Regions from separate parts of the Homo sapiens genome. Here region 1 is linked to region 2. A link is an interaction called in ENCODE POLR2A ChIA-PET data of the cell type or tissue named here. Cell type or tissue: HepG2. All regions are shown on one strand. Each heading gives the region's core, and the rest is flanking DNA. Links, peaks and the distances in the headings are about the cores only.

Region 1 (14,476 bases), core at 2,594-7,593, 66 kb before region 2:
GGGCAAAAGGAAGAACAAGAAAAACCGCCGGCGGCATCACGCCTCAGACAAGAAGCTGTGAGGTGGTGGCATCGGGTGGGCGTGGGGAGTGTCTGAGGGGGTGTGGGTGATGACTGTGGGAGGGTAGGTACCACCTCACTACGTTTAAGGAGTGCGAGTGAGTGTGGGTAATGCAAGGGAGGGTGGGAATGACTCTAGTGAGTGGGTAACTTTGGAGTAAGAATGGGTATCATTTGGATAGCACAGGTAACATCTGACTAGTGCGAAAGAGGTGGATATCTTTATCTGAGTTAACTAACTTGTGGGTTACATCTGAGTGGGTGTGGTTAACGTCTGGGTGCCCGTGGCTCATTTATTCATCTTACAGATATTTATTGCATACCTACTATGTTCCAGGAGCTGGGGATATGGAAGGGAGTAAACTCAATAAAAATCCCTGCCTTCATGGCACTCAGAGTAAGTGGGTAATATTTGAATTACTTGGAGACATCAGAGTGAGCGTAGGTAGCATTTGAGTACATGTGGGTAACAGCTGAATGATCATAAAATCTGGTTGAGTGTGGATTGCTCATTCATCCATGTATCCATGCAACCAACAAAATTTCCTGAGGACCTACAGTGTGCCAGGCACTGGGGATACAGAAGGGGAATAAACAGACCAAAACCTTGCCCGTGACTCTCATAGTAGCTATTTGAGTAGGTGCGGGTAACATTTGGGTTACTTGAATACACGTTAGTGAGTGTGGGTAGCATTAGAGTGTGTGGGTGGCATCCGCGTATAATTGAAAGTAGTTGTGGGTAATATTTGAGAGTGTGCGGGTAACACCTGAATATGTGTATGGGTATCATTTGAGTAGATGAGAGTAATTTCTAAGCGAGGAAGGGTCTCAAAGACCCACAAATATCTTCCGCTACTCGGGAGACCCCGCGGGACCAGCCGCGCAGGCGCAGTCAGAGCCAGAACCTAGCAGCGCGTCCGACCGTTGCTATGGAGACCACAGGCTGACCCCAGGCGCCTGCGCCCTTTGCAGAAAATGGAGGAGGTGGAAACGGTCCTGGATTCCAAGGTTTTGCAGATCTCTTACTGGAGTTGAAGAAAACTCACGCAGACCCAGGAGGAACGTGTCAGGGAGATCCCTACTCGGGAGAAGGGCCGCCATCCTCCTTCGGCTGTCACCCACGGCCTGATTCTGGGGACAGCCTCTCTTGCTGGGGGGAGGCGGGCGGCACGGACCCCTCTAGCTTTGCGCCCTCCTGGAAATCCTGTTATTGCAAAGTCTAGAGCCGTTTTCTGTGTTTCAAAAGCATGTACCTTGAATGTACCTCTGGCACAAACTTGTTCGGAGTGGGCCACCCTGTTTTGCGCATGTCAAGCAGAAACCATGGCTGAGAGTGAGTTGCCTGCTCCCCACCTCTGAGGAACTCACTGATCTGTAAGCGGCTCTTGAAAAGCTGTCGTCTTTCTCTACACGCTGAGTCTCTCTTACAGAAGTGGTCAGAAGCGGGACCCTTCTGCCCCGATTGGCGCCTGGGGTGAGGGTGTGAGTCTCCCCAAGTTAAATTCCAGAAGCTCTGGCTTGGTGAGGAGGAGTGAACTCCACTCTCTAAAGAAGAGGCAAGGCTTCTGGGCAATGGTCCAAAAGGAGGTAAATCATTAAGAGGCCATTTTCAAGAGTTACCAATGAACGACGTTAACACTGAGGTGAAGAAGAATTTTAAAAATCAGGTAAAATCCAAATACATGTGAGTAGGCAGATCTTTTGCTCAGAGACAACGGACCTGTCAATTTGCAAACTTGTTAGTTCAAGGATCTGCAAAGGTTTGACTGAATCTCTTTTCAAAAATGTAACTTACACACAACACAAAGACTCAGCCTACCAAATTGTAATGTCAGAGACTCCTAACGTCTTTTTTTTTTGAGACAGAGTCTCGCTCTGTCACCAGGCTGGAGTGCAGAGGTGCAATCTCAGCTCACTGCAACCTCTGACTCCCTGGTCCAAGCGATTCTCCTGCCTCAGCCTCCCTAGTAGCTAGGATTACAGGCATGAACCACCACGTCCAGCTAAATTTTGTATTTTTACTAGAGAAAGGGTTTCACCATGTTGGCCAGGATGGTCTCAATCTCCCGCCTTGGTCTCCCAAAGTGCTGGGATTGCAGGTGTAAGCCACTGCGCCCAGCTTCTCTGTTGATTCTTTTTTTTTTTTTTTTTTTTTTTTTGAGGTGGAGTCTCCTTCTGTAGCCCAGGCTGGAGTGCAGTGGCACGATCTTGGCTCACTGCAACCTCTGCTTCCTGGGTTCAAGTGATTCTCCTGCCTCAGCCTCCTGAGTATCTGGGACTACAGGTGCGCACCACCACGCCCAGCTAATTTTTGTATTTTTAGTAGAGACAGGGTTTCACCGTATTAGCCAGGATGGTCTCAATCTCCTGACCTTGTGATCCGCCCACTTCGGCCTCCCAAAGTGTTGGGATTACAGGCGTGAGCCACCACGCCCGGCCTGATTTTTCTATTCCTTGTAAATGCCCAGCCTGGGCATACCCACTCGCAGAATATTGTACTACTGTGTTCGTTATTGCATCCCAGAGTCTGAGCTTGAATAAATGCTACGAAAGCCTCCAGCGTGTTTGTTGCATGCTGCTCTCCCATCAAGGCATAATCGTTGTATAATAAGGGATAGTGTGACATTTCTTATCATATTGCAGCATGAAGACTGTATTTTGTGCTTATTGTGGATTTCAGGGGTATAACATTTATATTTGTGATACACAACATGCGTGGTTGTTCAATGTTGCCCATGAAATCAAAATCCTACCACTTCTCTTTCAAGATTTTCTGGACCAAAGTGTATCCTGGGACTCCAATGCAAGTTGTCATGCAAAACTGTCACCATTTGAAGCTACTTAGCTGAGTGAAAACATCACTGGTAGGGCAAATCCCAAGCAAAAATTCACAAGTAAATTGAATGTGCCAGCTGTTGGAGGGCTGCATCTGGCTTCTGTAAACCCCTGATTTCAAAAGGGGGTTCAGCTAAAACTCTTCATTGTTCTTTGTGATTGAGATGCTCTTTTGTACAAATATGAACTCATAAAATAAATGTATGCTAATGAAATCATAGTCTGCCCCTTGACATATGGGGGGAAATCCATGTAAGATTTAATTTGGAAAAATGATGTGGCTGCTAAAACAAGTACTGAAAACTGCTTCCATGGCCTGAAGTCTTCCAGGACTGCATTTATTTTTATTTTTATGTACTTATTTATTTTTGAGACAGAGTCTCTCTCTGTTGCCCATGCTGGAGTGCAGTGGCGTGATCTTGACTCACTGCAAGCTCCGCCTCCCGGGTTCACACTATTCTCCTGCCTCAGCCTCCCAAGTAGCTGGGACTACAGGCACCTGCCACCACACCTGGCTAATTTTTTTGTATTTTTAGTAGAGTCGGGGTTTCACCGTGTTAGCCAGGATAGTCTCGATCTCCTGACCTCGTAATCTGCCCGCCTCTGCCTCCCAAAGTGCTGGGATTACAGGTGTGAGCCACCGCGCCCGGCGGAAACACAGCTTTCTTTTATCCTACGGACTTCTCAGGATGTCAGGTCATTTTCCAGTGGCTGGTGTGAAAGGTGAAACAATTTAACTGAAACAAAAACAGTAACAGCTATCTTGTGTTCCAGGCACTATGCCACATTCCTTCATATCATTAACCCATCATATCCTGCCAACCCTGTGAGTTATGGCCCTATAGGTCCACAATCCCTTATAAAAACCCTCAGCCAGGTGTGGTTTCAGGGGTATATGTGGTTCAGAGTTTTGGATTTTAGAAAAATGATACAGTGACTATACCTTATATTGTAGAATTTACTTCCCAGGGGGATGCGGGAAGCCCTTATAATCCCATCAATACTTCTGTAGTGGGCTAGGTGCAGTGGGTCACGCCTGTAATCCCAGTACTTTGGGAGGCCAAGGTGGGAGAATTGCTTGAGGCCAGGAGTTCAAAACCAGCCTGGTCAACACAGCAAGACCCCTATCTCTACAAAAACTAAAAAAAAAAAAAAAAAAATTAGGCACGGTGGCATGCACCTGTAGTCCCAGCTACTCTGGAGGCTGAGGTGGAAGGATCGCTTGAGGCCAGCAGATCAAGGCTGCAGTGAACTGTGATTGCACCACTGCACTCCAGCCTGGATGACAGAGTGATACCCCCCTACATCTCAAAAAAAAAAAAAAGACCAGATAAGAGATTAGATTATCAAACTGTACTATTATTAAGATCATCATCTCATTCTATGGATGAAGAAAGTAAAGCTCAGAAAGGCTAAGTAACTTGTCTAAGGCTACAGAGCAAAGCACAACAGGAATTGAAAACAGGCCTCTGACCACATTCTGTGCTCCTCACACTGATTCGGGTCTCTCTCAGTCTGGGAGGCCCCAGCTGACATCGGAGTCATAGAGCATGATTTCTCTGGTAAACGGCTGGGCAGAAGAAATTCTTCAGGATTCCTTGAGAAACAAGCCAGAGGTGGGTGGCACTCTGAGGGCCTGTTTGAAACTGCAGTACACGCTCTGGTTCTAAGTGGGGGCTTAGAGCAGAGAATAATCTTCGTGCATATTGAATAATCATATCTACCAGGCACTATTCTAAGCATTTTACACAAACAATTTAATCCTCATAAGACTCAACACCATGAGACTGATACAATCTCATTCTCCAGATTTGGAAACTGAGGCACAGAGCCACACGATTTGTAAACAGAGCCAGGATGTGAACCGGAACTGAGTCTACAAACAGCTAGACCACACTGCTTTTTTTTTTTTTTTTTTTTTTGAGATGGAGTCTCGCTCTGTGGCCCAGGCTGGAGTGTTGTGGTGCGATCTTGGCTCACTGCAACCTCCGCCTCCTAGGTTCAAGTGATTCTCCTGCCTCAGCCTCCCAAGTAGCTGGGACTAAAGGCGCGTGCCACTACGCCCGGCTAATTTTTTGTATTTTTAGTAGAGTCAGGGTGTCACCATGTTAGCCAGGATGGTCTCGATCTCCTGACCTTGTGATCTGCCCGCCTTGGCCTCCCAAAGTGCTGGGATTACAGGCATGAGCCACCATGCCTGGCCCACTCTGCCTTTTCTAATAACTGTGAGCATTTACCATCCCTGGGTTCTGTGCCAATACCTATCATGGTCTCGTGAACTGCTCACAACCTCTCCATGAGGTTAAGTCTCATTACAACTGCCATTTTGCAGAGAAGGAAGCCAAGGCTCAGAGAGGTGAAGGAACTGACCCAAGATCACACAGCCACAGGGTGATAGAGCCAGAATTTGAACCCAGGCAGCCTAGCTCCAGAGCCCACGTGCTCCACCACATGGAGGGCTGGCACAGCACAAAGAGGAATGAGGTCTTGGTGGATCCAGGGAGACAGCACCCTGAGGCCTCCTCCCAACAGTCCTTGGTGAGAAACAGGGATTCTGAAGGCAGTCTCTGAGTCTCTGAGTGACCGACACATAACTTGTGATTCCGGCCAGGTGCAGTGGTTCACGCCTGTAATCCCAGCACTTTTGGAGGCTGAGGCAGGTGGATCACTTGAGGCTAGGAGTTTGAGACCAGCCTGGCCAACATGGTGAAACCCCGTCTCAACTAAAAATACAAAAATTAGCCGGGCGTGGTGTTGCGCACCTGTAATCCCAGCTACTCGGGAGGCTGAGGTGGGAGAATAGCATAAAGCTGGGAGGCAGAGGTTCCAGTGAGCCAAGATCATGCTACTGCACTCCAGCCTGGGCGACAGAGTAAGACTCCGTCTCAAAAAGGAAAAAAACATATATATACGTATATCCCAGCTGCATGTGCCCTCTGGTGCTGTGGGACCCCTGGCTGATGGGGCAGGAAGTTGGGGGGAACAGGGAAGGGGTGGGCATATGTGCCTAGGTGGGCACAGAGCACACAGCTCTTCACCTGCTGTTCCCTCTGACTTTCAGTCGCCCTTCAGGCTTTCTTTTTTTTTTTTTCTTTTTTATTTTTTGAGACGGAGTCTCACTCTGTTACCCAGGCTGGAGTGCAGTGGCGCGATCTCAGCTCACTGCAAGCTCCGCCTCCAGGGTTCACGCCATTCTCCTGCCTCAGTCTCCCTAGTAGCTGGGACTACAGGCGCCCGCCACCACGCCCAGCTAATTTTTTTTGTATTTTTAGTAGAGACGGGGTTTCACTGTGTTAGTCAGGATGGTCTCGATCTCCTGACCTCGTGATCCGCCTGTCTCGGCCTCCCAAAGTGCTGGGATTACAGGCGTGAGCCACGGCGCCCGGCAGCAGCTTTATTTCTAAGAACCAAAAACTAGAAACAACTCGATGGCCGACGACAGGTGAATGAATAAACAAACTGCAATGTATTCATGCAACAGAATATGACCTAGCAACAAAAAAGAATGTACTGGCCGGGCGCGGTCGCCCTCCCAGCACCTTGGGAGGCTGAGGCGGGCAGATCATGAGGTCAAGAGATCGAGACCATCCTGGCCAACATGGTGAAACCCTGTCTCTACTAAAAAGACAAAAACTAGCTGGGCGTGGTGGCGGGTGCCTGTAGTCCCAGCTACTCGGGAGGCTGAGGCAGAAGAATTGCTTGAACCGGGGAGGCGGAGGTTGTGGTGAGCCAAGATTGTGCCACAGCACTCCTCCTGTCACAGTTTGGTGACAGAGTAAGACTCCGTCTCAAAAAAAAAAAAAAAAAAAAGGAATGAACCTCAGATGCGTACAGCAACATCGGTGAACCTCAGAAGCGTTATGCGGAGTCAAAGAAGTCAGACCAAAAAGGACACACACTATATACTTCCTTTTACATAAAACTAAAAAAACACTATAGGGACAGAAATCAGAGCAGTGGTTGGGCACAGTGGCTCACGCCTGTATTCCCAGCACTTTGGGAGGCCACAGTGGGTGGATCACTTGAGGTCAGGAGTTTGAGACCAGCCTGGCCAACATGGTGAAAGCCCGTCTCTACTAAAAATACAAAAATTAACTGGGCATGGTAGCGCATGCCTATAATCCCACGTACTCCAGAGGCTGAGGCAGAATTGCTTGAACCCGGGAGGTGGAAGTTGTAGTGAGCCAAGATGGGGCCACTGCACTCTAGCCTGGGCAACACAGCGAGACTCAGTCTAAAAAAAAAAAAAACCAAAAACCCCACCACTTCCAAGGTGCCCGTCACCCATATGTAATTCCTAGGGCGCAGGACACTGTACAAGAATTCTTTCGCTTCAGGGATAATTATTCCTGAGAGACAAGGTCACAGAATAAAATTAGCATGTTTTAATTTGGAATTGCCCTCACTGGACTCAGGGGAATTCGTGGCCACACAACGGGCTCTGTATTCGTTTCCTGTGGCTGTTGTGACACATTACCATATACTAGATGGCTTAAAACATCACAAATGTATTCTCTCATGGTTCTGGAGGACAGAAATCCAAAATCAAGCTGTTGGCAAGGCTGAGCTCCTTCCAGAGGCTCCAGGCGGAGGAACTTGCTTGCCTCTTCAAGCTTCCGGTGGCTCCAGGAGTTCCTTGGCTGCTGACTGCATCTCTCCAGCCTCTGCCTACAGGGTTACATCCACATCGCCTCCTCCACTCTGTACGCCTTTGCCTCTGTGTTATCTTCCTTGGCCTCCTTTTTCTTTTTCTTTCTTTCTTTTCTTTTCTTTTTTTTTTTGAAACAGAGTCTCACTCTGTCTCCCAGGCTGGAGTGCCTTGGTGCGATCTCGGCTCACTGCAACCTCCGCCTCCCGGGTTCACGCCATTCTCCTGCCTCAGCCTCCCGAGTAGCTGGGACTACAGGCACCTGTCACCGCGGCCGGCTAATTTTTTGTATTTTTGGTAGAGATGGGGTTTCACTGTGTTAGCCAGGATGGTCTCGATCTCCTGACCTTGTGATCTGCCCGCCTCGGCCTCTCAAAGTGCTGGGATTACAGGCGCGAGCCACTGTGCCCAGCCCTTGGCCTCTTTTTTCTAAACTTTTTTGAGACAGCGTCTCACTCTGTCACCCAGGCTGGGGTGTAGTGGTGCGATAATGGCTCACTGCAGCCTGGACATCCTATGCTCAGATGCTCCTCCCACCTCAGCCTCCCGAGTAGATGGGACTACAGGCTTGCACCACCACGTCCAGCTAATTTTTTGTACTATTTTTGTAGAGATGGGGTTTTGCTATGTTGCCCAGGCTGGTCTTGAACTCCTGGGCTCAAGCGATCCACCCCACTGAGTGTGGAGATTGGGGCCAGGCATGGTGGCTTCCATCTGTAATGCCAGCACTTTGGAAGGCTGAGGTAGGAGGATCACTTGAGCCCAGGAGTTCGAGATTAGCCTGGAAAATATGGCGAAACTCCAACTTTACAAAAAATTAGCTGGGCATGGTGACATGGGCCTGTAGTCCCAGCTACTTGGGAAGCTGAGATGGGAGGATAGCTTGAGCCCAGGAGGTCGAGGCTGAAGTGAGCAGAAATCGTATCACTGGGCGACAGAGCAAGACCCTGTCTCAAAACAAACAAACAAACAACAAACAAACAAACAAAAAGTGTGTGGAGATTGGAATCTAATAAACCTGAGTGATTCAAAGCTTGGCTCTGCCACTACCTAGCTGTGTGACTTTCCTTGGACTCAGTTTTTTTTTTTAATCTGAAAAATGGGAATAACATTTGCTTAAGGAAGGGTTCTAAGGACTGAATGAGAAAATGCACAGGGCCAAGGATAAAGTAGGTGCTCAGTAAAAATGAATTATTATCAGTATCACGTTCCTGGCTTGAAGGAATAAAGATGGAAGCTGTCGTGACAAACAAAAACAGACTGGCAAGCACTGATACAGAAGGACATTAAGTGAAAACACATTTTATAGTAATAAATCTAGTGCAATTCTCAGCATTCATTCAGTTAATAAATATTTGTAGCTCCTACCTGAAGTGTTCTAGATGCTGAGACTTCAGCAGTGAACAAACCAGACTCATATCCCAGACCTCATGGGGATAGTATTCTAATAGGGTGAAACAATAAATAAGTACATACAAATAGGCCCAGCGTGGTGCCTCTCGCCTGTAATCCCAGCACTTTGAGACCCAGAGGCAGGAGCATCAGTTGAGGCCAGGAGTTCAAGACCGGTCTGGGCAACATAATGAGAATACCTCTCTACAAAAAATTTTTAAAAATAGCCAGGCATGGTGGCACACACCTGTAGCCCCAGACACTCAGAAGGCTGAGGTGGGAGGATTGCTTGAGCCCAGGATTTCGAGGTTACAGTGAGCCATGATCATGCCACTGCACTTCAGCCTGGGTGACAGAGTGAGACCCTGTCTCAAAGAAAAAAAAAAACAAAAACAGAAAGTGGTAAGTGCTGTGATGAAAATAATTTAGGATGATGGGGGAAAAAAATCTCTGTGAGATAAATTCTAAAATTAACATAAAAAAAAAAGCCAGGTGAAGTGGCTCACGCCTGTAATCCCAGCACTTTGGGAGGCCAAGGTGGGTGGATCACCTGAGGTTCGAGATCGAGACCACCCTGATCAACATGGAGACATCCCGTCTCTACTAAAAATACAAAATTAGCTGGGTGGGTTGGCCTGTAATCCCAGCTGCTCTGGAGGCTGAGGCGGGAGAATTGCTTGAACGCGGGAGGTGGAGGTTGTGGTGAGTCGGAGATCGCGCCATTGCACTCTAGCCTGGGCAATAAGAGCAAAACTCCGTCTCAAAAAAAAAAAAATAAATTAATAAAATAAAATAAAATTAACACATACACTAATGCAAGCATTTTTTCTCTGGAAAAATACAGAGATATTTAACTGGTTACTTTTTGGGGAGAGGCTGGAAGGTGGGGTTTGGGGAGAAGAATCCTTTTTTGAAAAAAATTTACCTTTCTGTAACTTTTGCTTTTTCTGACCGTGTATCCTTTTTTGAGACAGGGTGTTACTCTGTTGCCCAAGCTGGAGTACAGTGGCACCACCTCAGCTCACTGCAACCTGTGCCTCCCAGGTTCAAGCGATTCTCCTGCCTCAGCCTCCCTAGTAGCTGAGATTACGGGCGCCTGCCATCGTGCCCAGCTAATTTTTGTACTTTTAGTAGAGACGGTGGGGTTTCATCATATTGGCCAGGCTGGTCTCGAACTCCTGACTTCAGGCGATCGCCCGCGTAGGCCTCCCAAATTGCTTGGATTACAAGCTTGAGCCACTGCCCCTGGCCCGCGTGTCCCATTTTTTTTTTAAATGGCAACAAAATGTAGCTGGGTAGAGGGATTTCAGCCGTGTTTTGTTTCTCTTCCCCATTCTTTTCCAACTTTCCATTTATTTTAAACAAATGCAAAAGTGAGGCTACAGTTCTCGTTTTTATTATTTTATTCTGTGATGGCTGGAGAAGGGTCTCACCTGCCAGAGATCTGTGCAATTAAAAACACCCACAGCTGAACCGTTCAGGGGCTGGCAATTTTTTTTTTTTTTGAGATGGAGTCTCGCTCTGTTGCCCAGGCTGGCGTGCAGATGGGCGATCTCCGCTTCCTGCAGCCCTGACCTCCCGGGCTCAAGCGATAGGCCCACCTCAGTCTCCCGAGTAGCTCAGACCACAGGCGCACACCATAATATTCGGCTAATTTTTAAATTTTTTGTGGAGACCGGAGTCTCGCTATGTTGCCCAGGCTGGTCTCCAATTCCTGGGCTCAAGCGATCCTCCTGCCTTGGCTTCCCAAAGTGCTGGGATTACAGGCATGAGTCACCGCCCCCGGCCGGAGGTTGACGATTTTTGCAAAAATATGGAACATTTGGGATTTTCATTTCTTAGATTATCCTCCTTGCGCCGCTCCCTGCTCCCCCACCAAATAAAAAAAGAAAAACAAACAAAAAACAAAACAAACAAACAAAACGAAAGCCCTTTTATGACTACAAAACCCAAACGTCTCATCTGCGAGGTCACCACTTGGAAGGCACTGTCATGAGCCCTCAGACTTGCGATTCTTTAATCAGCATTCCTGAAACCTAGGTGTCCTTAGGATTTTTCATTTTTTGGTTTCTACAAACAGCTTTTCAGGGAAGCTGGCTTTGGGGATGAGGCCTAAGGGAGGCACCAGGGGCAGAAAAGAGGAGCTCCTGCCCTCGTCCTCCGTGGCGCCCCCACCCCCACCATCTCCCTGCAGCCTCGCCTCCGCCTCCGCCCCACCCGCTTAGTTTTGATCCGCGCGGAGGAGCGCGTCCCGTGGTTGCCATGGAGACCGCCGGACTGCGGAGGCCACAAACTGTGCGAAGGGGGAGGCGAGGGGCGGGGCCGCGGGAGGCCCGGGGGCTGAGCGCGGCGGCTGGGACTGAGCCAGGGAGAAAGAGGAGAAAAATCCAGCGAAGCCCAACGACCTGGCTCTGCAAGAGAAAAACAACCTGAATAAGCCGGTAATTGTGAACAGGCCGCTCGCTGAGACCTTAACGTCCCCTAAGCCCCCACATCTTTTCTTTCCCTCTGGCCCGTCTCTTTTTCCTCCGTTCCCTCTTTAAAAATTTGCCTGGTTCCTTTATGAGTTAAATAAGATCACATTTATTTATTTATTTGAGACGGAGTCTCGCTCTGTCGCCCAAGGTGGAGGGCAGTGGCGCGATCTTGGCTCACTGCAACCTCCGCCTCCCAGTTCAAGCGATTCTTCTGCCTCAGCCTCCCCAGTAGCTGGGATTACAGGCATGTGTCACCATGCCCGGCTAATTCTTATATTTTTGTTCGTTTCTTTTTTTTGTTTGTTTGTTTTTGAGACGGAGTTTCGCTCTTGTTGCCCAGGCTGGAGTGCAATGGCACGGTCTCAGCTCACTGCAACCTCTGAATCCCGGATTCAAACGATTCTCCTGCCTGAGCCTCCGGAGTAGCTGGGATTACAGGCATGCGCCACCAAGACAGGCTAGTTTTGTAGTTTTAGTAGAGGCGGGGTTTCACCATGTTGGCCAGGCTGGTCTCAAACTTCTGACCTCAGGTGATCCACCCGCTTCAGCCTCCCAAAATGCTGGGATTACAAGCGTGAGCCACCGCGCCCGGCAATTTTTGTATTTTTTAGTAGAGATGGGGTTTTGCCATGTTGACCAGGCTGGTCTCAAACTCCGGACCTCAGGTGATCCGCCCGCCTCAGCCTCCCAAAGTGCTGGATTAAAGGCGTGAGCCACGGCGCCCAGCCTGAGATGGAGAATTTTCAAAAGAGTAGAGACAGATCGGACCTAAGTTTTTAAAAGATGCCCCCAGCTTCTGGATGGGGCCTGGATTGCAAGCAGTGATGGGGAGGCGGGAAGCCCAGTGAGGGGGCTTTGTACACATCCAGGCAAGAGTGGCTGCAAGTATTGTGGCTGCTAAGTGGTTAAATGGTGCAACACATTTAGGAGAAGGGGATTAGCTGTGTCTTTAGCGTCAGCTAGTGTTTTAAATGCTAGTGCCCAAGATCTGGTTCTAATATTATATTAGATCCACCACTCAGAGCTGTGCAACTTCAGACCAGCCTCAGTTTCACCGTCTGTAAAAAGATGATTGATGGCACTGGCCTTACCATGTACCTCTGAGGGTTCCTAACAACGAGGCCTATTCAACATGTCTCTGGATGCCTGGTTCCAAAGATGTGGACCAATGCTAGTCGCATGTCCTGTAGCAGGAGGAGCCACGGACAAAACCCCTCAGACACTGGGTTAAGGAAGGATTTGGCTTTTTCGGCCGGGAGCTTCGGCAGACTCGCCTCTCAACTGGCGGGAGCTTCGGTAGACTCGCGTCTCAAGAACCGAGCTCCCGGCCGAATGCGACTAGCATTGGTTCACATCTTGATTCTTTTTTTTCTTTCTTTCTTTCTTTTTTTTTTTTTGAGACGGAGTCTTGCTCTGTCGTCCAGGCTGGAGTGCAGTGGTGCGATCGCGGCTCACTGCAACCTCCGCCTCCCGGGTTCAAGAGATTCTTCTGCCTCAGCCTCCCGAGTAGCTGGGACTACAGGCACGTACCACCACGCGCGGCTAATTTTTTTGCATTTTTAGTAGAGACAGGGTTTCACCGCGTTAGCCAGGATGGTCTTGTCTTGATCTCCTGACCTCGTGATCTGCCCGCCTCAGCCTCCCAAAGGGCTGGGATTACAGGCGTGAGCCACCGCGCCTGGCCATCTTGACTCTTTGGTCGACACAAAAGGCAGACTATTCTGGATTCAAATCCAAACTCAACCACTCCCCATGGCTGTGACCTTGAGAGTGTGGTTTTATGTCCTTGGGCCTCAGTTTCCTCAGCTGTCTAATGGGAATTGTACTCATGCTACCAGTCTCCTGTTATAGCAAGGATTTCCTGAGTTCATTCATAGAAAGCACTGGGAATGGTGCCTACTACATAGGAAGCGCCTCATAAACCGTGCCTATCCTTAGCCATCTCATTCTTTTTTCGAAGTTGCAAAATATTTCACTGTAAGATACTACCATAAAATAGAGGCAGTCTCTACTCGTGAACTTTTAGGGTTTTTTGTTGTTGTTTATTTGTAGGGGTTTTTTTGCACTTTTGTTTTTTTGAGACAGTCTCCCTCTGTTGCGCAGGCCGGAGTGCAGTGGCGCGATCTCTGCAACCTCCACCTCCCAGGTTCACGCCATTCTCCTGCCTCAGCCTCTCGCGTAGCTTGGGACTACGCACGCGCACCACCACACCCGGGGTAGAGACGAGGGTTTCACCATGTTGGGCAGGCTGGTCTCGAACTCCTGGCCTCAAGTGTTCCACCCACCTGGGCCTCCCAAAGTGCTGGCATTACAGGCATGAGCCACCGCGCCTGGCCATGAACATTTGGGTTTATTCATCCCCTCAAAAATATGTATTGAGCCCTGACCTGCCAAGCGCCACAGTGGGACTGTTGCAGTCAGGTACCCATTTCTCTACCCACGCATATAGGTGTACGGGTACCGATAGTCGCGTGAATTTAAAATGCTAATCTGTGGTGCCAGTGGCTCTCAAAAAGTAGAATCCACTAGCACACCCACCTCCCGGACTTGGCTGGAAACTTGCACATTTCGGATGGCAGGTTTGGGAACCGCTGCCTTTCAGGAAAGGTGCTGACGTGGGCCACTGCCGCTTCGCTGGGAAGCAATGGGCCCAGCTAGGCCCGGGGCGCGGCCACACCCCTGTGGGGGAGGGGAAGGAGGCCGCCCCGAAGGGAGTGGACAGCCCCCCTGTCAGTCTTCCAGAGTCTGGGAGTGTAAGATGAGACGGGGGAAGGTGGGCCTCATTCTGGCGGAGGGCGAGGAGGAACTTCCTGCCCGCGCGCTCCACGGTGCAGAGCTCTAAGCGCGCGGGCTGGCAGGCTGCGGCGCGTCAAGGTCAGCCTGGAGCTGGGTGGCGGCCTGCCTGGGGGCGGGGGACCCTACTGGAGGCCCGGGCTGGGGCCTCCCAGCGCCTCGGCCATATTGAATAGCTTCGACTGGACCGTCTTTGTCTGCGAAGTCCTGTCCCAAGTTCCAGCCGCGTCCCTGGGGCCTGGGGCAGGAAGAGTCGCTGGCAGCCCGCGCGC
Region 2 (12,063 bases), core at 2,164-7,163:
CTTTGGCTAAATGAATGACTATATTATTTCACAGTGATGTGTGATCCTATTTTGATTAAGTGTTTCAAACCTTTGATGCATTTGTAGGGTTTACAAAACCAAATTTCAGGGCTGGGCGTGGTGGCTAACACATGTAATCCTGGCACTTTGGGAGGCTGAAGCTGATCACTTGAGGCTAGTTCAAGACCACCTTGGCCAACATAGCAAAACCCTGTCTCTACAAAAAATACAAAAAAATTAGCGGGGTGTGGTGGCACATGCCTGTAATCCCAGCTACTTGGGAGGCTGAGGCACAAGAATCAATTGAGCCCAGGAGGCCGTGGTTGCAGTGAGCCAAGATTGTGCCAATGCACTCCAGCCTGGGCAACACAGTGAGACTTTGTCTCCAAAAAAGAAAAAAAAAAAAAGAAAAATCTAATTTCAAAGAAAAATCTAATTTCAAATTCTAAAATTAAGTCTTTTTGACCTCGAACTAACTTCTGGATGTCAGGGACCCCGGAAGACCAAGAGAGACATATTAGGCTTATCTGGGATGTTAAAAACCATATGGGAAGTATTGTCACGTAGGAAATGGTGCTGATCTTTTTTGTTATATTTGTATGGGTCTCATTAATATATGTTCCAAAATTGTACAGATTTCTAAAAAAGAAACTATGTCCTCGTATATGTTATCAGTTATTAATTATGATTATTATGTTAAATTATATGCTGCAGAAATAGCCAAATTTCCTGGTCAATTGAGTCTTTAACCATGGCTGTTCTAAGTCCTCTGTCATACACAGGCAATTATTGTTTTACTTTAATTCTTCTCAAAAAGTATCTTACAGGCCGGGTGCAGTGGCTCAGGCCTGTAATCCCAGCACTCTGTGAGGCCGAGGCAGGTGGATCACCTGAGGTCAGGAGTTCAAGACCAGCCTGGCCAACGTGGTGAAACCCCGTCTCTAGTAAAAATACAAAAATTAGCCAGGTGTGTGGCAGGTGCCTGTAATCCCAGCTACTCAGGAGGCTGAAGCAGGAGAATCACTTGAACCCAGGAGGCAGAAGTTGCAGTGAGCCGAGTTTGCGCCATTGCACTCCTGCCTGGGCAACAAGAGGAAAACTCCGCCTCAAAAAAAAAAAAAAAAAAAGTCTAATCCGAAATTCCTCATTTTCCGGGAAAGCCAACTTAAAAGGAGTCTATATGGTCAGTCACTAATCTTGCTGTACTTTATGCAAATAAAGTATAACACTAAAACTTATTTTGAGAATAAATTGGTCTTGCTATTATTAGTGTCTTTGGTAAAACTGGGGGACTGGAAAGGAAAAATGATGCTTCAGTTGCACATCTGTGTTTAGATTCTAGCCCTGACCACTGTTTTTGGGTTTTTATTACTTGCCTACAGTTTGTACTGAATCTTGAATTCTATCTTGGCTACAGTAAGTCCCCAAAGCAGAAGCTGGGTTTCATTTTCCTCATGTTTTTAGCTGGCTCCCTAATTGGAAAAGGCTCTTTTTTTCATTCTGGCATATACATTCTTGTTTTCATTATAATCCTTATGTGCATTATATTTCTACTATTTAAATTACTAATCTTCTTGTTTTACTTCCGAGAAAATGAAAATCATGGTATTCTGAAGACTAGAGATGATTGGACACAGAGACGCAGCTGTATAAATCAGTGACTTGATTCAGGTCTTCTTTTTGCCACTCTGTGAGGCCATCCTACTTCAGCTTTTGGACACACTGAAAATTCCTCACTGAGCCATCTCCTTCCCCCTCCCCAACATAGAACAGGCCTGTCCTAAAGTGAGCCTTCCTAGTGACGAGGGACACCCTGACACTCAGACTCTGATCAATGCTTTTAAAAAGAAAGATTTTGACCAAAAGGGAAAAATGAGAAAGAAAAGAAACTTTTCCTTGAGTAATGCAAACCCCCTTTAAATGATTGAGCCTAGAGAGGAACTGGAATGAGGGAGCAGTCATGTCCCACTCCCCATCTTGAGAAAAACTCATCCCCCGAAGCCACTGACCCTGTGGACTCAAGAGTAAGAGTCCAGAGACAGCTACACATCAACCTCACAATGCCATACACGGATGCCATCACTTACACCCTGTAATTTAATAACGCAGAGCCAATTACTGATCAATGTTATTTTTTAAACCAATGAGAATTCCTGAAAGACACCCTTTGTAATCACTCCTCCCCGATTTATCCTTTTGTCTTTAAACGCTTGAGCTTATCTGTTCTCTGGAGCACTTCCCGAGATAACCTGAGGCTCCCAGGCTGGTCCTCAACCTTGGCCCAAATAAAATCTCTACTTATATTAATTTTGCCTCAGTTTCTTCCTTTAGGACAACAGGTATAAATGAAGAAACGGAGGAACATTTACGAGGGTAAACGAATGAATAAATGAGTTATGAATTAAGAAATCTCCAGTATTACATTAACACTTTGAAAGAGGCTCAGAACAAGGGTGACATTGTCTCTTATCTCAATTATACCTAATGCCTGAAAGGGGGGAGCCATATATTTGCTGAGATCACGCCTGCTTTTGGAAATTGGCAAGACTGAATAGAAACCTGCAAACCTGACTGGTCTCACCCTGGGAGACATAATCATATAATATGATGAACTAATTATTAATGACCTAATGGAGTTCTAGTAACAAACTGGCCAGTAATACCTTTTGAGTTGTATATTCTTTGGATATGAGGGAACTGTGTTTGAAGACCACGGGTGGCCAGTGGTACTATGAAATACAGGTTTGATATTCATCATGTACTGTTTTCTGGCACATAACTCCTAAAATCTTTGGAATCTCCAAAGTGATGTGTCTTTTTGCATGCTCATGTGTTGACTAATGGCTAGCCACCCCTATGTAGCTTCAGGATGGGGGCTGGTCACTGGAATGACCAAAGTGGGCCTGTAAGGTTGGAATGTTTCAGCCCCACCCTCCAACCTCCGGGAGGGGAGAAGGGCTGAAGGTTAAGTTGATCACCAATGACCAATGGTATAATTAATCATGTCTACATAATGAAGCTTCCATAAAAACCCGAAAGGACTGGGTCCAGGGAGCTTCTGAATAGCTGAACACATGGAGGTTCCTGAAGAGTGGTGCTCCAGGAGAGGGCGCGGAAGCTCTGCACTCCATCCCACACGTTGCTCTGCGCATCTCATCTGTATCCTTTGTAGCAGCCTTTATAATAAGCTGGTAAATGTGTTTCTCTGAATTCCATGAGGGAGTTCTCTAGCAAATTAATTGAACCCAAGGAGTGGGTCACAGAAACCCTAATTAATAGCCAGTCAGTCAGAATCACCGGCAAAATAACCTAGGTCTTGTGATCAGCATCAGAAATAAGGGACAAGTGGGGACTAAGTCCTCAACCTGTGGAATCTAATGCTATCTCTGGACAGATAGTGTCAGAATTAATTCAATAAGAGAACACCCAGCTGGTGTCCACTGCAGAATCGACTGCTTGGTTGCCGGTAGGGAGAGACCTCCACTCCCTTTCGTGACCAGTGGTCACAGAAATTTTCTGTGTAACTGTTGACTGAGAGAATAGAAAAAACACTTTGGGGCCGGGTGCCATGGCTCATGCTTGTAAGCCCAGCCCTTTGGGAGGCTAAGGTGGGCAAATTCCTTAAGCCTAGGAGTTTGAGACCAGCCTGGGCAACATGGTGAAACCCCATCTCCACAAAAATTACACAAATTACCCGGGCTTGATGGCACACGCCTGTAGTCCCAGCTACTTGGGAGGCTGAGGTGGGAGGATCGCTTGAACCCAAGAGGCAGAGGTTGCAGTGAGCCAAGATTTGTGCCACTGCACTCCAGCCTGGGTGACAGAGCAAGACTCTCTCTCAAACAAAAAACAAAAAACAAAAACAAAGAAAAAACACTTTGGTTGTTATTCCTATATTCTCACCTCCTTTAACAGATGAGGACACTAAGGCTGAGAAAAAAGGCACTAGGAGCCATGCAGCTGCTACCCAATCTGAGCTGGCTGTGAACCTAGGCGTCCTGAGCCCAGAGCCTGCCCCATCTAGCCCCTGCACTGGTGACCGCAGACTCTCTGCCTGCAGCCCACATGTAAAATAGGGATTTTTATATCACATCCATCACTCATCTGTACTTGTGTAAATGAAAAGTCATTTCCACAAAACAATATTTATACACACTTCCTCCAAACAATGAACCGTTTTTAATTCTCTGTTTGATGAAGACAAAAGTGCTGAAGCTATTCAACTGATTGTGGCCCAGAAACAGTTACAAGCATGGACTAGGGGTTCAAGTCTCAGCTCTGCCACTTCCCTGCTGGGTGACCTTGGAGGAGGGACATCTCCTCTCTAGGCCTCAGTCTGAATTCAGGCTGAATTCAGGTGCACAAAGGGCTCCCAGCAGTGCTGGGCCCAGAGTGAGCAGACCGCTGAGGAAACCGAGGCTAAGGGGAGCTCCCCCGCCCAAGGCCAAGGTCACGTCTTTGCTCTGCTTCCCTGGCGAGCTTCTGGTCTAGGAGGAAACTCTAGCATCCAGCAAGCAGGAGGTAGAGTCTTGGGAAGATGAACTGCCCCAGGGCACATGGAGCCTGAAGAACTGCGCAGAAAGGAGCAAGGCTGAAGGCCTGCAGGCATATGGATGGCCTGATGACAGGTAAGCCCTCATGTTCATGTGGGGGTCCCCAATGCTGCTGGGAGAGCCCCCATGGGGAAATGGGCCATGACAATTTAGGTGCTGGGTATTCTGTAAAAGACTCTGAATTCCCCACCCCCTCAACCCTCCCTGCCATCCGCCAGGCCTGGGACACAGCTCAGACGTGGCACACCCACAAGATGGCTGAAGCCAACCAGCCCAGCCTCAGGGAGTATGCGGGGTTGGGAGTATGCGGGGTTGGGCCCTAGACTGGGCCAGAGTCTTGAAAAGCCTGCTCCTTACCCTGGGGAAAGACACTCTTGCAGCCCCACACTTGACGAAGACCCTGCCTGCAGCCCCTGCTCCTTACCCTGGGGAAAGATGCTCCTGCAGCCCCACACGAGATGAAGACCCTGCCCTAAACCTGTCCTTGGGGCTCCTCTCTTCTGCCCCACTGTCTCCCCAGGCCCCCTTCCCACCTGGAGCCCTGCCCCAACCCAACACCGACTGTCCTTGGTTACTCATTACTGAGCCCTGCAGCTCGTGACCTTTACTCAACCATGTCATCACAGCCACAGCCATCCGGAGGCGGCCACTCCTCTTGTCACCATTTTCTAGATTAGGACAGGAAGAGACAATGAGGGAGGGGCTTGGCCAAGAATGGCTTGGGAGCCCAAGCTGGGAAGGCCTCTGCTCTGCTGCCCCTGCCCCCACCCTTCTAGGTGTCGCCCTAACCCCCCGCCACATCTCTGCCCCCATCCTAACATGTGTCCCCTGGACTCATGCTTAGCTCAAGCCTTCACCTGGCCTGAAGTCCACCCTCCACCCCAGGCCAGCGGCCAACAGCCAGGACAGTGTCTGAGCTGGCTCCACCGACTGCAGACTCGTGCTTCTCAGCCCCGCGACCAACTGCAGACTCGCGGCTCCCAGCTCCCTGGTTGCCCCTCCCTACACGACACAAGCAGCTCCGAGTGTGATGGTTGCAAGGGAAGGAGGGAGTGAAGTGTGTCTGTGTCGGGGGGCAGGATAACAATCCTCTCGACACACACTGACCAAGCCCCCTGCTGCACCATCCCCATGCGCAGGACAAGCGCACGGCCCCGTCTCAGGGAGCGAACTCTGAGGTGGGAGAGATAAGGCCCTGAGGCCAGGCCTCCTGGGTTCAAATCCCAGCTCTGCTACTAACCAGGTGGGGGTCACTGGGCAGGTGACTTCACCCCTTAGGGACTGTTTCCTCATCTGTGCAAGGGGAGTAATCCCAGTTCCCACGTCCCAGGGTGCTGTAATGATTCAGCCAGCCTCCCTGAAGGAAGATGCAGAGCACACCTGGTGTGAAGGTGTGTGCTCGCTCTGCAGAGCCTCATACCGTCAGGATTTTCATTAGGTGGGTGAGGGCACTAGCGAATTCTCACTGTGCCCTAGGTCCCCTCCCTCATCAGCATATCACACATATCCTGTCTGCTGTCCCTGGCAGCATATCACCCTTCTTGTTTTTTTTTTTGAGACAGGGTCTCACTGTGTCGCCCAGGCTGGAGTGGAGTGGTGAGAGCATAGCTCACTGCGGCCTTGAGCTCCTGAGCTCAAGTAATCCTCTTGCCTCAGCCTCCTGAGTAGCTGGGACTAAAGGTGCGTGCCACCACGCTTGGCTAATTTTTGTATTTTTTGTAGAGATGAGGTCTCCTCCCTATGTGGCCCAGGCTTGTCTTAAACTCCTGGGCTCAAGCAATCCTCTCACCCTGGCCTCCCAAAGTGCTGGGATTACTGCCGTGAGCCACTGTGCCCGACTGCCCTTCCTCTTTTCTTCAAAGTGCAGATCCTCACCTGCAATTATTCTGCTAACCTATTCAGTGGTGGGTTTTCTGCCTGCCCCTGAAAGACAAGCTCCACCAGAAGAAGAGAGGCTGTGTGGCTCCTGTCCAGCACCAGCACTAACAATGACAGTAACCATCAGGTGAACCATCACAGGACACTGACCCCGGGCCAAGTACTGGTCTACTCGTGTGAAAGGCAAAAGCTCACTTTTCCTCACCGCTACCCTTGAGGCTGATCCTCTTGTTCTCCTCATTTCACGGATATGGAAAGGAAGGTGTGGCGAGGCGGGGTAACTGGCTCAGGGTCACAAAATGTGAGATGGCTGAGCAGAGCTGTGGCCTGGGTACTCTGGCCTGGGCCCAAGGCCCCACAGGCACTTGCTGGCTGGCTGAGTGGTAAGTAGAGGAGTGAATGGCTCCTCACACCCGTCCCCGCCAGCCCAGCCCTCAGTATCTGCCTGGCTCAGGTGCCAGGCCTGGCCCACTCCCCAGCTCACCGTCTCGTAGTCTCGCAGCGCGGCCCGGAACTTGCCCAGTGCCATGTTGCTGGCAGCCCGGCGGTAATAACCCTTGATGTACTTCTTGTCCAGCTCAATGGCCCGCGTGGCGTCTCCCAGCGCGTAGCCATAGCACTCAGTGCGCAGGTAGGCCAGGCTGCGGTTGCCATAGTAGATGGCATTGCTGGGGTTCAGCTCGATGGCCTGGCTGTAGAACTTGATGGCGTTCTCGTAGTCCTTGGCTGCGGAGACAGAAGAAGAGGCATGAGGCAGTGCTCCAACCCTGCGAGGACAGGCCCTGGGCTGGGTGACGCCCAGTCTCCCTGTTCACAGATGGGGAAGCTGAGGGCTACCCTGAGCCCAGAGACATCTCTTCAGCCTGCCCCTCCTGCCTGTCCCAACCAACCTAGCTCAGGGCTTGTCCTCTCGGCCACAGTCTCCAGGACTCCACACACCCGCCCACCCACCCCTCCAGCCCCAAGCTGGGCACTAGCAGCAGACTGAGGGAAGAGCACTCCGATAGCAAGAAGAGCAGGTGCAGAGGCCCAGAGGTGGTTGAGCCTTGTCTGAGGGCCAGTGAGAGCTGAGGCAGCTGGGTGGAGTGGGCAGGGGGAGGAGAGATGAGGCAGGGAGGCTGGTGGGACAGATCCCTGGGCCCCGGGCAGCCACAGTGAGGTCTGGACACTGATGTTCTAAGTGTGGAGTGACAGGATGTGACATCTGGCCAAGGAGGAGAGGTCGGATTTTATTTGAGATGAGCTATAGCTGTACCCTGCACTTTACCTCGTGACCTGTGGAATCCTCATGTCTCCACGGGAGTAAGGACCATCTGGTGCTCATTTTACAGACAAGCCATGGAGGTCTTGCTCAAGGTCAAATGCCCTGTCTGCACCTGCAGAGCCAGGCTTGATCCCTCCCTCGTGCCCATTTGACAGGCAGGAGAGCCAAGGCTTAAACAGCCTTAGAGGCTTGTCCCCACTGGGGGCCGTGATGTACCAGAGCCATGCAGGGCTTTAGTACACAGGTCCCCCTTCACTGAACTCTCACAAGCCCAGGGAAACTACATTAACCCCCGTCTCCAAATCTGGGGACTGAAGCTCAGGGAAGAAAGGCCGGTGCTCAAGGTCACACAGCAGGTGACAAGTGGGCCTTCTTTTTTTTTTTTTTTTTGAGATGGAGTCTCGCTCTGTCGCCCAGGCTGGAGTGCAGCGGTGCGATCTCCGCTCACTGCAAGCTCCGCCTCCCAGGTTCACACCATTCTCCAGCCTTAGCCCCCCGAGCAGCTGGGACTATAGGCGCCCGCCACTATACCCGGCTAATTTTTTGTATTTTTAGTAGAGACGGGGTTTCACCGTGTTAGCCAGGATGGTCTCGATCTCCTGACCTCGTGATCCTCCTGCCTTGGCCTCCCAAAGTGCTGGGATTACAGGCGTGAGCCACAGCGCCTGGCCGAGAAGTGGGCCTTCTGAGCCAGGCCAAGACCAAAAGGCTCCCACTCTCACGCCCCATGCCATGGTGACCTCTGGGCAGGAGCGTGGCACAGGGGTAAGCACAGAGGCAGGAGTAGGTGGCCTGGGCCCAGTCCCTAGCTCTGCCTCTTACTACCTGGGTATCCCTGGGCTACTGAGGAACCCCCTGTGGACTAGGGTTTCCTAGAGTCCTTCTACCAGCAGCCCTGCACAGAGTCCCCACCCTCACTCCCATTTTAATGTTCTCAACAGCACTCCGAGAGTCCTTCTTACACACAGCCCTGCCCTCCCAGGGCTTACCATCCAGTGGAGGAGACAGATCCATCCCTAGACAGTGGTGCCCAGTGTTTAGGGTTGGGGCAGCTCGGAGGGGACACTGGGGCTGAGACCTGGAGGATGGGAGTCAGTTGGTTGAAGAGATGGAAGAAGAGAGTCCCAGGCTCCATGAGTGGCTCCAGAGGGAAAGGAAGGAGGGATGCAGAGAGAGATGAGGACTGACATTACAGAAGGGAGAAGCCGGGTCCTGGGGATGTGGCCAGCAACAATCTAACAACATTCCTCTTTGCCACGCCAACTCCTGGCAATCTTTCAAATGCTCACATGTCCCCTCCTCCGGGAAGCCCTCCTTTACTCCCAGGCTGGGTCAGGCCCCCGACTGGGCTGCCCCAGCCCCTGGGATCTCCTGTGCCAGCCCTGTCCACTCTCATCGTCACTGTTGAGTAATGAGTGTGTCCCTCCAGAGCTGTAAGCCCCAGGAGGGCAGGGCCCGGGACTTCCCAAAAACAAACAAGGGCAGAACTGGGCAGCCCAGATCTGACCGACCCTCCCTGGAATGCCAGCGCCTTTGAGGACTCCTTCAGGCCTCCTGGCTGTGGTCCAGAGGCTGCCTGGCCCGCGCTCCTGATGGGGCAGCTGTTACTCCAGTGGCACAGGGAGGGGATCCTGGAGTCTCAGGGCCTGCCACCCGGCTCTGCAGATCTCTAACTCGAGGCTGCAGGCAAATAGCCTCCTCTTTCTGAGCTCTGCCTCACTGGGTGGCCGTGAGGATTTTACGAACTTGTGTAAGAAAACTGGCTGCAGCAAAAGAAGCAGGCAAAAGAAGTGAATGCGTGAATGACTAAATGAAGGGAGGAAGTGAAGGGAACAAGAGGAAATGGGAGGAGCCTGTACTCCACGGGTCGACCCACATGCCATATCCTGGCCCTGTTCTATGCGCTTTACAAACAGGACCATATTTAAGCCTCAAGACATTCCCCATTTTAGATGCAAGGAAACAGAGGCCCAGAGAAGTTAAGTCATTTGCCCAGGCGTCATCAAGCAGGTAAAGGAAGACATAGGGTTTGAACCCAGGCAGCCTGAGCTCTCAACCATGGCCTGCTTCCTCCCCACAAGCTCTTATACCTGGAGCCTCCTTAGGGGTTAAGCATAAGCCCCCACCCCCCATTTTACAGAAGCGGGGCACTGAGGCCCACAGAGAGGGGAAGACAGTTGAGACACTTCCCTTAGACTCAGACATGAGACGGGGGACGAGGCTCTGCCCCCAGGATTTCTGGAATAGGCCTGAACTTACAGAGCAACCAGCCACAGTTGAGGGGACAGTCCTCTGAGCCCTGGGACCTCTCTTCTCCCTGCTGGGGCCCCTCTTCTCCTCAACAGGGCCAGTACAGCTCTGGGAGGAACCTGAACGTGGGAGCCAAGCACGTGGCGAGGAAGGGGATATCCGGGCCCTGCTGCTCACACACTCTGACCTTGGGCGAGTGGTTTTTTCACTTCTCCGAGCCTTGCTTCCTTTATAAAACAAACAGGGCCACTCCTAGCCATCTCCCAGCCCCCGGGGAGGATTAAACCCCACAGCGTACCTGGCCACAAGGCTCAATTAAGGTGAGCTGTCATTATTCTTTTTTATTGTTATTCCCACAGCCCTGGAGCCTGGGGCTCTGTGCCTGCTACTGCCTGACAGACAGCAAGGGGCCTGGGCCAGCAGGGCCGTTCTCCTCCGTGCCAGCTCAGTGCCAGGCCCCTCTGGCTGCCTGCCCAGCCCCAGGACTCCTGAGAGCCTGGATCCCAGGTCCTGGGGGGCAACAGGCTCCTCCCAATGGCTGCTGTGGCCCAGAATTCTGATGCGGCCTCAGCAGCAACCCCCATGCAGGCTGCTCCCATCCCAGGGAATTCCACCTTCCACCCCATCACCTGGCTGAGACAGCCTCATCCTGGACTCCTCTCCATCCCTCAGCCCCCAAAGCCCGGTAGTCACTTCACTTATTCTGCCAAGTCAGCCTCCTGAACATCTCTCAGATTCAGCCACTCCCTTCTCACCCTCCAGCCCCACCCAGCCCTGGTCTGGCCTCTCCTGCCCAGGTTCCTGGCTCAGCCTCCACCTGGCCTCGCAGCCTCTTGTCCTGCCCCTCCAGAGGGGTGTTCCTAAAACACAAACCTGACCCTGTCCTTTCCCTACTCAGAACCTCCCAGGGCTCCCCAGAGCCCCACCCCCCACCGCCACCCCACCCCAGAAAGCCCTGGCTCCTTCCTACAGCCCTGCGCAATCTACTCCCTGCAAACTCATCATAACCTCCTCCAGCCTCCTACGCTGTGGCCCCACTTATGGCCTCCATGCCTGGCTCTGCTCACCTTTGGGCCTTTGCCACCTGTTTTTGTTTTTTTTTTCCCTGCCTGGAGTACCGTCCACCCTCTCTCCAGGCAGCCACTCTCACTTCCTCCCTGAAACACTTCTTGAATCTATTTCTGTCCCTCCAGCCTGGCTGGCGATCACCACCCCTCCTCACCTGTCCACTAATCTAGACTCCTTCCTGTCTTACCCTGGAGTCCAGTCTCTGCATGGCAGCCAGGGATCTTTTCTGAACACTAACTGAACCACAGCACCCCGCTCTTGAAACTTCCCATGGCATCGACCACCCCCAGGATGACACCCATATTCCCCAATCTGACTTCCAAGGTTCTACCTCTGGCCTCATCTCTCACTGGTCCTACCTCCCTCTCACGGCTCCCACCGGATCGAGCTTCTCCACACTTTGCTTCTGCTCCCGTTGGAGGCCAAGTCTCTTCCAGGGCTCCAGACCCTTCCCACCTCCGCCTTCTCCAGGGTTTTGCTGCTGCAAGTCCCCCCTCTCCTGTGCAGAATCAATTCTCCATCTCTATTGGACTCTACTCTCTTCCATCCTTACAAAAAATCCATCTTTCCCTGACACTGCATCTTCTCTCTTTTTTTTTTTCTTGAGACGGAGTCTGTTGCCCAGGCTGGAATGCAGTGGTGTGATCTTGGCTCACTGCAGCCTCTGCCTCCAAGGATCAAGCAATTCTCCTGCCTCAGCCTCCCAAGTAGCTGGGACTACAGGTGTGTGCCACCACACCCAACTAATTTTTTCAGCAGAGACGTCGTTTCACCATGTTGGCCAGGTTGGTCTCGAACTCCTGTGCACGTTCTCGTCTTACCACCCTCCCCCATTTCTCCACTCCCCTTCAGAACCAATACTCCTAACACTTAACATTTGCTGTCTCCACTTCCTCCCCTCCCATTCACTCTTCAGCACCTCCTGGCTGCATCACCCCCATCACTCCCCAATAACTGCTCCTGTCAACATCACTACCAGCATCCATGGAGCCAAAGCCAATGGCCAGTGCTTGCCTTGGCAGCATCGGACTAAAGGCACCAGCTCCTTGT

The links. ChIA-PET counts read pairs that join two places held together with the same protein. Peaks named below come from ENCODE experiments on the same cell type or tissue, not always from the same donor. Only the 100,000 strongest peaks of a DNase experiment are listed, where the experiment ranks them.
Region 1: POLR2A ChIA-PET joins it to region 2 with 6 read pairs; 5 of 35 experiments call an interaction of 5 or more read pairs at or near these places.

Annotation. Positions count from the first base shown.
Region 1 is chr19:46,413,330-46,427,805 of GRCh38, reverse strand. It overlaps PNMA8C (PNMA family member 8C), which reads left to right. Exons shown (of 1, transcript NM_001386793.1): 1 at 1-3,109. The coding sequence ends at 61. It overlaps CCDC8 (coiled-coil domain containing 8 subunit of 3M complex), which reads left to right and starts at 14,242. Exons shown (of 1, transcript NM_032040.5): 1 at 14,242-14,476. RefSeq lists enhancers at 791-840, 685-1,191, 1,351-1,480, 1,192-1,699, 4,297-4,346 and 2 more and a silencer at 11,186-11,275. In HepG2, for the core only: no CTCF peak of the experiment used is centred there; no DNase peak of the experiment used is centred there.
Region 2 is chr19:46,348,842-46,360,904 of GRCh38, reverse strand. PPP5C (protein phosphatase 5 catalytic subunit) reads right to left here. Exons shown (of 13, transcript NM_006247.4): 2 at 6,916-7,157. Among named protein-coding and RNA genes, the nearest start is that of PPP5C, 7.8 kb to the right of the region's middle. RefSeq lists silencers at 3,962-4,051, 8,066-8,235, 10,845-10,904 and enhancers at 9,357-10,158, 10,205-10,444, 11,265-11,324. In HepG2, for the core only: no CTCF peak of the experiment used is centred there; a DNase peak (open chromatin) is centred at 5,204.